Linked DNA regions of Mus musculus: all the other regions are linked to region 1. A link is a contact called in ENCODE POLR2A ChIA-PET data. All regions are on one chromosome and are shown on one strand. Each heading gives the region's core, a stretch centred on a gene start or an enhancer-like site at or near the end of the contact. The rest is flanking DNA. Distances are from core to core; before and after follow the strand shown. Region 1 holds the start of Tbcd (tubulin-specific chaperone d). Region 2 holds the start of Metrnl (meteorin, glial cell differentiation regulator-like). Region 3 holds the start of B3gntl1 (UDP-GlcNAc:betaGal beta-1,3-N-acetylglucosaminyltransferase-like 1).

Region 1 (3,290 bases), core at 315-2,814:
GCTAGGGTCTTCCTAGTCCTTGTAACGCCCAGGGACACACCTGGCTTCTTGCTGACAGATGCTCACAGCTGCCCAACATCTGTCAGGCTCTTGAGGACCAGTGTGACCACACCTCCTGCTCTTCTTTTGCTCTGCACATCTTGCCCTCCGATCTCTTCTCACACATATGCTGGTGCTCCAACTCTCTACAACTCCACCTTCCCCTGCTAGTCAGACCCTCTTCACTTCTTGAGCCCTCCCCTGCCTAGCACGATGCCTTTCATTTCCAACAATGTTCAAACCAATAACTGTACAACCTCCCCAACCCTGGTCACCTGCTTTCCAACCCCTACCAGCAAATTAATGTTTCTACCCAATCCAATGGTTTCTCTGCCTCTGCAGTTCTCACCTGCCACTTCAGACAAAGCCCACCACTCTGTCTTACCCAAAAACTAGAGCCCCATCCAAAAAAAAAAAAAAAAAAAAAAAGACATTATGGAGAGAATGTTTTTAGCTAAGGAATACACAAAGATGATTTTGTTCAAGTACAAAACTCTAATTATCAAAGGGCTCATTTGGACATTGTCTTTGTTTTCTGTTGCTGTGATGAAACTGGCCAAAAATCAACTTGAGGAAGAAAGGGTTTATTTGGCTTTCACAGCCCATCACTGAGAAAAGTGTAGGGATGAATCAAAGCAAATAGAAGCAGAAACTACGGAGGAGTCTTGCGTGCTTGCTCCTAGGCTCAAGTTCAGCTGTCTTTCTTATACAGCTCAGAGCCACAGGCCAGGGATGGTACATCTCACGGTGGGCTGGGCCGTCCTTTATCAATTAGTAATTAAAGAAATATCGCAAAGACATGCCCACAAGCCAATCTGGTGGTGGCAATTACTCACTTGAGATTTCTTCCGAGGTATGTCTAGGTTTGTGTAAGGTTGACAAAAACTATGACGGACAGTATCCATTACAAACGACTGTAAAGGCCTACCTAAACTTGGGGGATTTAGAACCACCAAAGGAATCTAATGGCACTGTCCACTCTCCTGCTCTGCCTGGAACGGAGATCCCAGATAAACGTGGAGCTCTGAGTTTGCAGAATCCTGGCCTCATAGCGCAGCCCCATAGGAGCGCCGTGCCAGACCGCTCCTCTTTGCTTGCCATGAGCGCTCTCGTAGGAGGCAGGTTCATCCAACAATTCTGCTGGTTCCCTCCCTATCCACAGAGAGGTCTCAAGCATGCTTTGCTCAGTTCCTGGACATGGCAGGGAAGGCAGGAGGTATGGCTCCCCAGGTCCCTTCCTCCCAGATGCAAGGACCTCAAGATAGAGACTCGGGGCCCCGCCCGCACCGCGGAACCGCTCCTCCGCCACCTCCCGGGACGCGCGCTCTCTGTGCACCGCCGGCAAGCTGCGGAGCAGCGCGCGGGTCTCCGCACTCTCGCCGAACGCTTCCAGGGCGGAGGCGCGAACAAGCGCATCATCCTCCACCTCCTCCTCGGCGGCGCTCGCAGCCGGCTCATTGCTCAGTACCATCCTGCCAGCAGCTTCCGTAAGAACCCTACCGGCAACCGGGAAGAAAAGAGATACAGCACGAGAACTGCCAGCCCCGCCCTGAGACCTTCGACCCCCAACTACGGGGCGCGCAAGCCAACAAAACAGCTCACGCGAAGTCGGCTCAGCGCGCAAAATGATGCTTGCGTGAGTGAAGGGAAGCACCAGAAAAACTAAGCCTCCAATGTCTACAGCCTCAACAGGGAGTGGGTGGAGCCCAAAAGAGGTGGGGCTAAGGAGGGTGTGGCCGGAGCAGTGGGCCGGTACGATCTTTACAGGGAATGAACTCTAGTGTTGGAAGCCTTCTGGAGCTTGAGTGTGTGTAAGGTTAAGGAAATAACTGGGTTTGAAATTGGGGGCAGGAACATGGAAGGTTTTGAGCTAGTGTGGACAGCGCAGGAAAGCTGAACTAGTAGAAAGAGCCAGAATAGGACGGGTGGTGTATGAACGCAGGGGAGGAATGGGTTTTGAGTGTGGGGGCAAGAATGGGGCAATGATGTCTGAGCACCTGCAGGAGTGGGGCGCGGGGGGGTGCTTTAAGGGTGTAGGAGACAATGGGGTATTGCTCCAGGATGAAGGCTTTTGCCGTGACCTCAAACAGCACCATCATGACCACCCAAAGCAGTCCTGAGAAAAGACGTGAGCTATACGCTGCTGGCCCTGCATTCACCAGAACAGACCTCACTGGGAAGTAGAAGACTGGAGTGGTTAGATAGTTTAGTGTGCAAAGTCTCCTTCACTAAGCCTCGGGAGTTGAATGTGTAACAGTAGGCCCCCAAACCTTAGCACATCCTACTCCATGATTAAAGTGCCATTCAGGCTGTAAAACTCATTCGACAGCACCCACGGGGCAAACTAAAAAACAAAGACTTGATCCTTCAAAGTCCGTAGGTCCTGAAAAGTTTCTGAATGTGCTAACTTTGCTTTTTGGCTTCTCTAGTTCTACTTCTCGCTCACTATTGTTGATAACTGAAGTATGTCAACCTAGAACATATTTGTGTGTGTGTGTGTGTGTGTGTGTGTGTGTGTGTGTGTGGTTAAAAGTTCATGAGAAGGATCACTGTTTTGCTGGGATCCAGAATACCCAGGGTAGTCACTGGCCTGCTAATAAAGACTTTCTATTGGCTTAAATATAGATCCTAGCAGTCTTCTCAGATATGTTGTGGGGTAACAAGTTTGGTCCTCACATAGTGGAAGAAGAAGAGAACCACAAGTTGTACTCTGACCTATACACACATATTTCAGCACATGAGTACGCAAAATAAAATCTAAAAAAATAGAAAACAGTGAGGTGCTAGAGAGTGTCTGGCAGTGATTGTAACTGAAGGACCGGAGCCAAACGGGCTAGCATGGTGGCTTCCTTCCCTATTCGCCTGCGGTACCTGGGGCTTCAGCCGCTGAGGTGGGAGCTTGCCCGCAACAGTGCTGCTGTGGTGTCAGCCTGAGCTACATACGGAGCTCCCTGGAAACTGCTGCGCTGCCATAACCTCAGCCTCTGGATGAATGCGTTGTAGGCCGACTCAAAAGTAGCCCAGTTAGGGATCTAGTTTGACATTTTATTAGGTCCAGCCCTCTGCTACCTGAGCAGCTTCCTCATCACCCCCAGGGACGGGCTTCTGTACTCCCGTCCAAAGTGGTTCCAGTGGTTTAGGTAGTTAAAGAGCTGGTACAGCAGCAGGCGCTTGTCGAACCCTGGAGCCTTTGGGATCTTCCGATGGTAGGCAGTGAAGAAGGATCTGGGGAACCCCCCAAACATCGATGC
Region 2 (3,290 bases), core at 246-2,745, 250 kb before region 1:
TGCGGGAGAGAAAGCTCCAACTCCCTTAAAGACCGGTACTGCAGAGCTCAAGAAGCTGCTCTCAATCTTTCAGTCCAAGCACTCCAGCAGGAGTCTTGATGAGGGTTGATTTTGGTCTCTGTGGTTTTCTCAGAAAGTCAGGCACTGTAAGTGTACAAGATAATCATTGATGCCCTGCTTACGCAGATCCGGGCACTGCCCAACATCCACCTTTCTCAGAAAACCCTCTTGACCAAAATCACCCACCGCACGCATTGCCCCATGAGCCCCCTTCACTGGAGTCTGTGCTTCAGACGAGATCGTGTACCTCCCCAGGCCTGCGCAAGCGCCCTGCCCCTGGGATGAGCTACATCAGACCCCCACCGCCGTCCCAGCCCACGTTTTCAGGAGACCCGCATCAGCGCAGCGCGCTATGCAAACCGCTGAATTGGCAACTTGCAGCTGTAAAAAACTGGCTCTGCAAAGAGAGGGGGCCGGCCGCTGTGCCTGGCGCGTTCTCAGTGTCCAAAGTAGCTACGACTCCTCAGGCACCCCGCCCGCGCACACTTGTGACTTGTGCTTCTTTCCATACGTCACACTTCAGTTAAAACAACAGCAAAAAGTCCTCCGCTGTCACTGCTGATGGGGACGAGAGAGAAGTGTCACAGGAACCCTGTGCCCTGCTGCCAAGGGCGGCTTGACCTTCACCAAGCGGGCTCAGGGCTCTACCCTACTGCATTTGGCCGCAGACAGGTGTCGACCCCATCTCTTTGCCCCAAAGATACGGTCTGCAGCCGATACGGGTCTCGTTTGGACCCCACGCTCTCCACGCCACAGCTGTCCCTCTAGATGAGCACAATCCCAACCCTTTCCCAAGAATCAGAAATCCCAACCGTTGGGAGGACCAAACATGCAGCCTATGGAGCCCAGGAAACCCACTAGGGCAGTATTACGCGCGCGGAGAGTGGGCGTCTTCCGAGCTGGGACCCAGATGCCACCAACTCTTTTGTTCTGAAACCAGAGCTAGGGCGGGGGTCACCGGACTTGGCCAGCATAGCTGTCCCTACCCCGCAAGCTCTGCCACTCGCTGCCGAGGGCTCCGGTCCAGGTCCAGGGAGTCCACGCTGGAATCACCCGCAAGACTCACCTCCCCTTCCAGCTGCACAGGTCGCTGGAGTACTGAGCGCTCGCGCCGCCCAGCAGCAGTAGTAGCAGCAACAGCAGCGGTGGCGGCGGGGGCGGACCCGGCCCAGGGCCCGGGGACCGAGGCCACTGCTGCCCCGCGCGCCTCCGGGCCGCCCACACCGCACCCCGCATGCTCCGGCCGGGTCTGCGTCCGGTGCGTGCCTGCACCCACAGAATAGGCTCTTGAGGCAGAGCGATGGGAGGCGTGGGTCCGCGTGCGAACTGATCACGTCGCGCGTCTATAGCCCATCCCGGCTCGCCCCTAGCCGCCCACCACAGGAGCCGCCCAAGCTGCAACTAGAGAAGCGCGCCGGCTGCCCCTAGAACCTCTGAGCTGGCAAGTTCCCGGACCGTGGTCTGGCTCAGCTGGGGGGCGGAACCGTGAAGCCACCCCGCCCTCGGCCGAGCTCCGCCCCCGCCTGGCCTTCGGCCCGGGCCAGCAGTTCCGCCCCGTGCGCCAGCTCACAGATCTGTGTCCTGCCAGCTCTAGCCTGGAACGCCCTGGTGTCACGCCGCAGATACTCAGTGGGCAGCATCTCGCCGCACAGGACAAGGGAAAGTGCAGCTCGGAGTGGGACAAACGACTTTGCAAAGAACGGGAACAAGGTCAGGGAGGAGGGCTGGGGCTGGGACGAAGAAGCTGTAGGGATGGGGATGGAAGAGTTTGGGCCTGGGGGAACTGCACTATTATGCACGAAGTGAAGAAATCTGAGCTCCTTCCAGCAGCTAGACACCATCTTTTAGACAGCCTGAGTGGCCTCCAGTGCACAAGGACTATTGTGATGCTCACAACTCAAGAGCGGTGGCTTCTTGGGGTTCCTGGCACCCTCTCTTTCTGTTCCCCAGCTCAAAATTTGCCTTGGGAGGGAGGAGAGAGAGAGAGAGAGAGAGAATATCAGAGAGAGACTGAGACTCTGCCATTAGTAAGCACTGGCAGCTTCTACGAGGTTATTCGAGACTCTGGAACATCCATCCCATAGAAAGGCCTCAGGTGTGCAATCAGTCCCCAGGCCACACTTTCAAGTGTCCTGTGGTCTCTTGTTTAATATTCACTTTGTCATCTTGAAGCTGAGGTTTTAGGCTGGATGCTTCTTTACAGTGAAACCTACCTTGGGCAGTGTGGAGCTTTATCGTCATTTCATCTTGGGACCCATTCTATACTTCAATAGTATCTCCCATCCCGAGTTTGACAGATCCAATTGTCTCCAAATATCCTTCCAACAGAAACAAAAAAATAACCATCTGAGAGCCCAGTCTGGCCATGAAGGGGCGTCGCATGGAGATCATGGTGATCCTAACATCTAGTGGGGGAGCTACACAGGAGCAGGGCAGAAATAGGGAGGTGGAGGGACACATTCTCTGGCCTGGAGCTTGATTTAAAAAACAAACAAACAAACAAACAAAACAGGGAGAAGGTGATGAGGCAATCTTTCTTCACTTCAAAGCCCCAAACAGTATCAAATGATGGACGAAACTGGCCTGGATAGGTCAGGAGGAAACAAGGGATTCCAGAGTACCCTCTATGCATGAGGAAAGGCCTAGAAATGCAGTTTATTTATTAGGTGGCAACCATACTGAGAGTAAGAGGGACAAATTTATGTCTTCAAGAGGAAGAGCCAGCACCACCTGTGGCTTTGAGGCCACTAAACAGCTGAGGAAAGGAGAAGGTCTGGGGATCTGGAAAAGACATCTGAAGTTTAAGAATCAGTGTAAAACAGTCGTACAGCTGAGCAGGTCTTTCTACTCAACTAAAACCCAGAACTGGAACCCTGCCTCGAATATAAAGTGATGTCACCTTGAAATTCAAGGCCCTGTTTGATGCTCCAGGGACATACCTGTGCATTGAGAGCTTGAAGGTCTACTCCACCAACGCCAAGGCCCTTAGAGTATACACCTTGTCCCTATCACTGCAGGGTTCCAGTGCACAGACATTATATGAGCCAGGTGATAACCCCAAGCAGGTGAGGAAAGGAACCTGCCAATTGCACACTGTAAACTCTGGCTACTTTCTATATAGTAATCCCTTTTACTAGGGACTCTGTAGAGATGAATACACAATTTGCATGTAGCCAATCATGTCTCATCCATCTTGGAAGGCCTATATGGCTCATCACAGTTCAGATCGT
Region 3 (3,290 bases), core at 574-3,073, 220 kb before region 1:
AAAAGTTTGGCAATGCCTAGAACAGACTGTGGAAAGAGGTTGGGCACTACTGCATCTCCAGAAGTTAAGCTGTTAAGATTGCTAAGGGTACTCGGTTCCTTTGCAGAACTGCCAGGGACAGTGTAGGTTCTTTCCTTTTGGGGAGCGAAAAAGTAGGCCACTGTTTTCTACTGAGGAAAGAATAATAATAATAATAATAATAATAATAATTTGAATGCATGAGCAGCAGCCCAGAGCAGGAAAGTTGGCTCAGCAGTTAAGAGCACTTGTTGCTCTTGCAGACATAGTTTTGAGTCCCAGCACCTGCCTGGTGGCTCACAACTGTCTGTAATTCCAGTTTCAGAGGATCTGGCACTCTCTTCTGACCTTCATGGGCACCAGGGAGGCATGTGGCACACACGCATACATGCAGGCAAAACACTCACATACATAAAATAAATTAACCAAGATTTTGAAAAGCACTGCAGTCTAAAGCTTTGCTGAGAGCTCTTGCTATTTTTAAATTACATTTTATTTTGCGCATGTGTTGGGGGTGTGTGGGGTTGTGCACCATACCCTATATGTTCGGAGGTCAGAGGATAACTTGTGGGAGTAGGTTCTCTCCTTGATACCACATGGGTCCCAGGGCTCAAAGTCGGGTTCTAAGGCTTGGCAGCAACTGTCTTTATCCGTTGAGCCATCTCTTCCACCCATCTCCTGCTATTTTTAAGTGTGGAAACTCTTGAGGGCTGCTTGGTGCCAAGGCCAGTGGGTGACCTCAGTGTCACCCCTCACAAATGGAGGGTGTGGATGACCAAAATATGCCATCTTAAAATATATTTCTAGTTGTAGGATGACCATTTGGAGAAACTGCAGACACAAGCATTAAGTTAGAAAAGCACTAACGAAACAAAATGTACATGGGTTATCTACATTAAGTAATCAGGTGTTTTATCAATATCTGGGTTCCACGCAGCTCAGAGGTTGTCACCCGTCCTTTGGAAGTAATTTAGTGAAACCTTTTGGTTCTGTGGGATGCCTAACTTTGGGACTCCCACAGTTCATAGAACACTTCCTTCCCCAGTATCCCCCGGGACAATGAATCTCTGTGTAGCATAGGAACTCAACTATCTGGCGTTGACCAAGCGTCATGTGTCCTAATGCAGGCCACACGAGGGCCTTGGGTCCATGAGAACTATCTACCTTTGGCTCACTCCAGACAGACCCAGTCCAGACCCAGAACCTTCCTCCAGGAGGGGGTCCTTCCTCCTTGTCTGGAGCAGTCAGACCAAACAAGATTCTGATGAAATGTCGCCTGCTTTAAGCTTACTGGCATTTTCCTTTTTAAAGTTACATAGGCCCAACCTGCGGTGGGATTTTTAAGTAACCACCTACTTGCACAGGGTGGCGTCCCCCCACAAGTTCCCCCCGTTCTTAAGTTTTTTTATAACGTTAGTTTGGCTGCGGACTTCAGTTTGCGATTATTTCCGTCAGGTGGGGCAGGAGGACTTCCGCAGGCCAAGAAGCCACAGAGGCAAGTGAGAAGGACGAAGGCGCAAAGCCAGGGGCGCCCACGGACTCCGGAAGCCCAACCCTTTGCTCGGCCAGGCCCCGCCCACACACTCAGCTCTGGCCACCCCGGAACCCCTCGCCCGAGCTGCTCCCGCCGAGAACGGCGGCTCGCCCCTCCCGCTCCACCATCCAGAGAACACCGACGGGCCGCCTCCCTGAGCATTCTGCTCGAAGGACCGCCTTCCCTTACTGACTGACGTGTCTCTACACCAATAGAACGTGGCTGTTCCCCTAACAGCCCTCCCATACCCGTAAGTCCCTAGCGAGCCACGTGGCTCTGCACCAATCGGAAGCGGTCCAGTCTGTGCATCGCCTCCTGGAGCTTGCTGTGCATGCGTTGGCCTCCTAGGCAGGACTGCGATTGCAGGAAAAGGGCAGTGGAGCCGCGCGATGGAGGTCTCCGAGAACGCCACAACGCGCGGCTCGCTGGCCCTAGTGGTAGGTATGGCCGGGTGAGACGCGGTCCCGCCCTCTTGTGCCTTCTTCTGTTGCTGTTTCTCCCTCCACGGTAGTCATCTTGTCTCCGGCTCGCAGCCGCTGTACGCTGCCACGGGTTCGGGAACCTCAGCTTGGAGGGTTCCCACCATTCCGTTTCGAGGTAGACATGTGTCCGAGCTCATACCGTACACTAACCTGCACACCTACTAGCGCCCCTCCCGCCATATCCCTGCTCGCCAGCATGCCACACCTATCTTAATACCTAGCAGGTGGGTTAGATGTCTCAGGCCAGGGTGCATTAAGTGTGGTTCACAGGCATTGCGCCAAGTGATTGTATTTTTCATGCCAGTCTTATTGAAATTGGAAACCGGTAAATCAAGGCCTTTGTCAGAAATTTATATCTTTTTTTTTAAAGTTGTGAGGTCTGTAGCTCTGGCTGGCCTGCAGCACATACAGCTGAGGATAACCTTGAAACCCTCCAGCGTCCGAGCCACACTTACTGATAACAAATATGAGTCATAACACCCCTTTTCAGTTAAAATCTTGTAGGTCTTGAGAAAATTAAGAAAGTTCTTTCCTTTACAAAGTAAGTCCAGAGGACTGGGGTGTAACTCTGACATGCATGTGAAACACCCTGGGTTCAATCCCCAATAGCTCAAATAAATAACAAATAAAAAGCCTTTAAGCAACATGTTTTCAGAATAAACACAAACAGGATAGAATGCCACTTTGGGATCATCAGCTCCTCAAAGAGCGCTTCATTTGTAAAGGACGGTGTCTTCAACACTCCTTTATAAGATTCTTATAACCGTGTTCAGATTCAGTAATTTAAAGTACACTATACATAGATGGCCTCTACAGTGATTTATGTAGATATTGCCTATATTATATGTAGACCTTGTCTGTAGAGATTATATAGCCTTTGTGTTATATATAGCTTTGTAACATGTACATATATGTATGTATATGTTCACATCTACCTAGCCTATTGGTTTTCCTGCTCAGAAACATGTCCAGTTTTATTTTTTCACATTAATTCAGGGTGGGGGGGTGAGGCCAACTGTTAATTTCTTGGCTGTTCTTTACTACTTACTATATCATATAAAATTGAGGCAGTTCCTGGTTCCTTTGGTTATCAGGTTTCAGTGATTTTATTCCATACTACTTTAGGAACTTTGGCTTTGTGAGATTCCCTGAGAAAAAGTGAGGGTGCCAGAATTCAAGTGTTGAATAAAGATTAAGGGCCTCTCCACGCCCTCCTGGTCCAGCTTGGCTCTTTGATGAGCTGTGATGACCCCTAT

What was found. ChIA-PET counts read pairs that join two places held with the same protein, here RNA polymerase II (POLR2A).
Region 2: POLR2A ChIA-PET joins it to region 1 with 10 read pairs in Patski. The contact joins the promoter of Metrnl here to the promoter of Tbcd in region 1. POLR2A ChIA-PET finds 5 or more read pairs at or near these places in 2 of 5 experiments (Patski and embryonic stem cell).
Region 3: POLR2A ChIA-PET joins it to region 1 with 10 read pairs in embryonic stem cell. The contact joins the promoter of B3gntl1 here to the promoter of Tbcd in region 1. POLR2A ChIA-PET finds 5 or more read pairs at or near these places in 4 of 5 experiments (Patski and embryonic stem cell).

The regions. Positions count from the first base shown.
Region 1 is chr11:121,450,265-121,453,554 of GRCm38, reverse strand. It overlaps Tbcd (tubulin-specific chaperone d), which reads right to left and starts at 1,564. Exons shown (of 39, transcript NM_029878.4): 1 at 1,327-1,564. The coding sequence starts at 1,510. It overlaps Fn3k (fructosamine 3 kinase), which reads right to left. Exons shown (of 6, transcript NM_022014.4): 6 at 3,065-3,290. The coding sequence ends at 3,105.
Region 2 is chr11:121,700,632-121,703,921 of GRCm38, reverse strand. Metrnl (meteorin, glial cell differentiation regulator-like) reads right to left here and starts at 1,495. Exons shown (of 4, transcript NM_144797.3): 1 at 1,127-1,495. The coding sequence starts at 1,296.
Region 3 is chr11:121,671,684-121,674,973 of GRCm38, reverse strand. It overlaps B3gntl1 (UDP-GlcNAc:betaGal beta-1,3-N-acetylglucosaminyltransferase-like 1), which reads left to right and starts at 1,823. Exons shown (of 13, transcript NM_178664.5): 1 at 1,823-1,989. The coding sequence starts at 1,942.